Linked DNA regions of Mus musculus: region 1 is linked to region 2. The links are chromatin loops, found by intact Hi-C in ENCODE. Cell type or tissue: gastrocnemius. All regions are shown on one strand. Region 1 overlaps Plekhg1 (pleckstrin homology domain containing, family G (with RhoGef domain) member 1). Region 2 overlaps Plekhg1 (pleckstrin homology domain containing, family G (with RhoGef domain) member 1).

Evidence for each region. Peaks named below come from ENCODE experiments on the same cell type or tissue, not always from the same donor. Only the 100,000 strongest peaks of a DNase experiment are listed, where the experiment ranks them.
Region 1: a loop joins it to region 2, with 2.0 times the contacts of the local background. A loop is called at or near these places in 2 of 42 quality-filtered maps.

The regions. Positions count from the first base shown.
Region 1 is chr10:3,828,205-3,830,704 of GRCm38, forward strand. The region is part of intron 2 of Plekhg1 (pleckstrin homology domain containing, family G (with RhoGef domain) member 1); the gene reads left to right. Among named protein-coding and RNA genes, the nearest start is that of Gm30164, 70 kb to the left of the region's middle. In gastrocnemius, no CTCF peak of the experiment used is centred here; a DNase peak (open chromatin) is centred at 1,373; H3K27ac peaks cover 844 bases.
Region 2 is chr10:3,876,352-3,878,851 of GRCm38, forward strand. The region is part of intron 3 of Plekhg1 (pleckstrin homology domain containing, family G (with RhoGef domain) member 1); the gene reads left to right. Among named protein-coding and RNA genes, the nearest start is that of Mthfd1l, 95 kb to the right of the region's middle. In gastrocnemius, no CTCF peak of the experiment used is centred here; no DNase peak of the experiment used is centred here; H3K27ac peaks cover 1,275 bases.

The DNA of each region.
Region 1 (2,500 bases), 48 kb before region 2:
AGATTCCCCTAGGGCTGCGGTGACTGATACGGATGAATTATCTAACCTAAGTGCTAAGAAGCAAGTCTGGTTCTGCTGTGAGGACAGGACATATTCTTAGCCACTAAGCAACTGTTCCAGCCCACTGACATACTCCTTTCCTAAGATGAAAACTAAACAGTTCATCTGCTATGCTTTGATGTTACAATGAATATTAAGCCACAGTTAGATTTCACAAACTATGCCCGTGTCCATCAGTACAGCATGTCTAAGGACAGAGAAGGTACAAATATTCTACCCAAGTTGGAGATAAATATAGGCATCTCACACCTCACCCCAACTCTCTGAAGAAACCATAAAATAAGGAAACATCATCAAACAAATCATGATTTCCATGGGAATGATTTGAAAATTATGGACTTTCTTTACCAGAACTTAGTATATAATTATAAACAACAGTATGTTTTTTTTTAATTACTGTAGTGATGATAGAAATATCTTATTCACTAATTATACTAGTTTCTCATGCATCGTAGTTGTTCATTCATTCATTCAACAAGTTTTCATTGCATAGATACTAAATTCCAGGTACCAGTCCACAGTCTGAGAAAATGATGTGGCTAAATAAATGAATAAATAGAAGGACACTCAGTGTCCTTAGTGTATGCTAGACTAGTCAGGTAAATGACTAGAAACCAAAGAGTTATTGGTTTGTAGGGGGGAAAAAAACCCTCACCTGAGGAGGCAGTTTCTGAGGCAAATTCTGACAGATTAGCAGTATCGGCAGTGGGTACCAGTGATATGGAGAGAACGTGAGCGCTGGAGAATACTGGAAAGGAGTAATGGGTGTGAAGGGTCTTTGGATCAAAGCTGGGAAGGCTAGCAAGGAGGAATGGGTTGGGACACATTGATGGTTTTATCATTATCCAAGAATAAATGAGAAGGCATAGAATCATGCCCAGGGTGGTGTGACATCAGGTTTGCAATTTGGAAGATCACAGTGTAATTGTCTGTCCCATCCCGGAGACAGGTTACTAGACCATTCCTCTAGTACAGATACAAGAGCCTGGTAGAGAGTAATCATGGCCAAGTAGCTAATGGAGAATTAAGAAGTGAAAAGGTTGGGTGGGGGTGGTAAGGATTTGACTGGAGTGAAGGAGTAAATATACAGTGGTTGGCTCTTCCTGCAGACAGAGACCAGGTGGTGGTGCCAGTCTCTGTCTGGGACCCCGGGCTGTGAAGATGACTGTGTTCCATCGTGAGCATATTACATTGTCTTTTGCTTCGAAATCTCAAAGCTGAGATGTGGAGCAGTCACTTGGCTATCCCACCTCGTGCTCAGACACTTAAGCTGAGAATGGCTGAGTTCCAGTTGAGAAAGGATGCCAGTGGAGGTAGGAGGAGAAGCAGGTTAGAGGGGAACGGTGGCCAAACGTGTCAGATGCTGCCAAGAAGTTATATGAGAAAGAGAGTCATAAATACCAACTGGATTAGGCAGCAGCATCCACAGAGCTGTTGCAGTGGGGAAGCCAGTCGGGATGGAATTACAAAGAGAAGTGCTAACAGCTGGAAGAGGAGACCCTGTGTCAAAGGGAGGGAGGGTTAGACAGAAAGCTTTGATGGGCACACTCTCCCACCATTCAGGAAGGAGGGGAGATGCTTGTGGGCGAACTTGTCTGTGAGCAAATCTAAATGAACTTGCAAGTGATTCCCCCCGTCCCCCCAGATTGGTTCATGTGAGCAGAAACTGTGCACGAGTTCACATCTGCCCTGCTTTTCTCCTGTGTATGGCCGTTCAACACTGAAGGCTGGACTGTCTGTTGGGCCAGTAGGAGACAGTGTACCGATCAGGAGGACTTTGCATAGCACCTAATTCCAAACAGATCAGCCCAAGCTGTGCCTCACAGTTAGAGACAGGAAGTGATTAGGCTTCAGCTTTCTCTGTTTTGAAAATGCTGTGTTTTCTTCATGGATGCTCTTCACATTGAGAACTACATGCAGACCAATCGCTGCACATCTTGCTTTAAGAAGGCAGGTGTATTTCCTAGACCCTTTGCTCCAAAACCCATTGCCAAATCCAGGGCAGAACTGCATTGAGAGAACTCAGCAAGACAGAGGGATGTGTGGCCCATCGAGCAGGAAACCCACTGCCACAGATGCAGTTGCATCCTTCCTCAGTTTCCCCTGGCCCTGAATGCAGAACGGACTCCAACACTGCGCAGGCAGAGTTTGATTGACAAAGGCATTAACCATTTAAAGCCCAGAGCTTGCTGTAATGTGGACAGAGCTTGCTGCCTCGCCACACTGCCCATCCCTGGTGTCCATAAAGGCCTGTCAAAATCAAGTTTCTTTCTTCATAACTTCCTTACAGTTAATGCTAGTTCTATATCTGTCCCCCAAAAAAAAAAAACCCAGAGTCGATCAGGAACCACCCAAAACAGCCTGTCTTGTATAGCTATTTATCCCAGTACTGGGCCATACTGCCCTTGTGAAACCACTGGTGTTGTGCTTACAGAGTAAG
Region 2 (2,500 bases):
CAAAATGCTGGGTCCTGTTTACATAGCCAGTCTGTTATCTATGTCTTTTGGGGAAAATTGAGTCCATTGATGCTAAGAGATATTAAGGAAAAGTGATTGTTACTTCCTGGTTTTTTTTTTTTTTTTTTTTTTTTTTTGGTTTTTCGAGACAAGGTTTCTTTGTATAGCCTTGGCTGTCCTGGAACTCACTTTGTAGACCAGGCCGACCTCGAACTCAGAAATCAGCCTACCTCTGCCTCCTGAGTACTGGGATTAAAAGCATGCGCCACCATGCCCGGCTACTTCCTGTTATTCTTGTTGTTAGAGGTGGAATTATGTTTGTGTGGCCATCTTCTTTTGGGTTTCTTGAAAGATTACTTTCTTGCTTTTTCTAGGGTGTAGTTTCCCTCCTTGTGTTGGAGTTTTCCCTTCGTAGGGATGGATTTATGGAAAGACATTGTGTAAATTTGGTTTTGTCATGGAATATCTTGGTTTCTCCATCTATGATAATTGAGAGTTTTGCTGGATATAGTAACCTGGGCTGGTATTTGTGTTCTCTTCTGGTCTGTATGAGATCTGACCAGGATTTCCTGGCTTTCATGGTCTCTGGTAAGAAGTCTGGTGTAATTCTGATATGTCTGCCTTTATATATTACTTGACCTTTTTTCCTTACTGCTTTTAATATTCTTTCTTTGTTTAGTACATTTGGTGTTTTGATTATTATATGACAGGAGGAATTTCTTTTCTGGTTCAGTTTATCTGGAGTTCTCTAGGCTACTTGTATGTTCACAGGCATCTCTTTCTTTAGGTATGGGAATTTTTCTTCTATAATTTTGTTGAAGATATTTGCTGGCCCTTTAAGTTGAAAATCTGCATTCTTATCTTTACCCATTATCCTTAGGCTTGGTTTTCTGATTGTGTTCTGGATTTCCTGGATGTTTTGGCTTAGGAGCTTTTGCTCTTTGCATCTTCTTTGACTGTTGTGTCCATGTTTTCTATGGTATCTTCTGCACCTGAGATTCTCTCCTCTATCTCTTGTATTCTGTTAATGATGCTTGCATCTATGACTCCTGATTTCTTTCCTAGGTTTTCCATCTCCAGGGTTGTCTCCCTTTGTGATTTCTTTATTGTTTCTATTTCCATTTTTATATCTTGGATGGTTTTGTTCATTTCCTTTGCCTGTTTGATTGTGTTTTCCTGTAATTCTTTAAGGAATTTTTGTGTTTCCTCTTTAAAGGCTTCTAGCTGCTTACCTGTGTTTTCCTATATTTCTTTAAGGGAGTTATTTATTTCCTTCTTAAAGTCCTCTATCATCATCATGAGAAGTGATTTGAAACCCAAATATTACTTTTCCAGTGTGTTGGTATATCCAGGACTTGCTGTGGTGGGAGAATTTGGTTCTGATGATGCCAAGTAACCTTGATTTCTATTGCTTATGTTCTTATGCTTGCCTCGTGCCATCTGGTTATTGCTAGTGTTACCTGTCCTCCCTATATCTGACTGGAGCCTGTCCTTCCTGTGATCCTGGTTGTGTCAGAACTCCTTAGAGTTCAGCTGTCTCTGTGATCCTGTGATTCTGGGATCCTGTGATCCTGAGATCCTGGGTGTGTCAGAGTTCCTGGGAGTCAAGCTGCCTCTGGGACCCTGAGATCCTGGTGTGCCCAAGCTTCTGGGATCCTGAGATCCTGTGGTCCTGGGTGTGTTAGAGCGCCTGGGAGTGGAGCGTCCTCTGGGTATTATGGGACTGGATGTGGAGTTCGCACCCAAGGTCTGCTCAGGACACCAGCCCAGACCAGAAGGAAGCCATGCCACTGGTTGGGAGTTCCTGGGTGCCTCTGGATTTGACTTTTAATCAAAAATATGTTTCAGAAATTGTGGAATATTTGCTGATGAGCACATTCTCCACCAAATACACACATGCTTCCAGCTTTAGAAAAAAAAATGACATTCAAAAACATGATCATGTGTTGAGTTCCACAGATGACAGAGCCAGACACTGTCCTAAAAACAGTTATGACATCACTCCCAGTAAAAATAGAAAGTTAACTGATGTTCAACCAAAACAATATGTGGTGCCAAATGGAACCCAAAGAAGTTCAATTTCTAACTTTCAACCATGATGTCATTTGTAGGGTACCTCCGAAACTGCCAACAGTTTTAAAACCTCTCAGGAAACTTAATGTGATTAAAGCTGTTGTTGCTTTATGGTAGGTTTTTTTTTTTTTCCTTACCATTTTCCTAGTAACTTTTCCACCTAAACAAAACTCATCTTACTGGGAGAGAAACCTGGAGCTACTCAACTATTCCATGAAGACTCTTGGTTTTGTTTTCTTTTAGGTTGCTTGATAAAACTGTGGAGAGAAGAAATATGATATGGATGAGAGAAACCAGATAGGGAGAGGTGTTTTTTCCTATCCAAGTTTCACCCCATCAATACTGATTGAGGCTGTCCAAGCGTTCTTGTCTCGCCTCTGCAGACACACGTTAACCCTCTCTGTACACAGGGAAGAGTCTCAGCTTT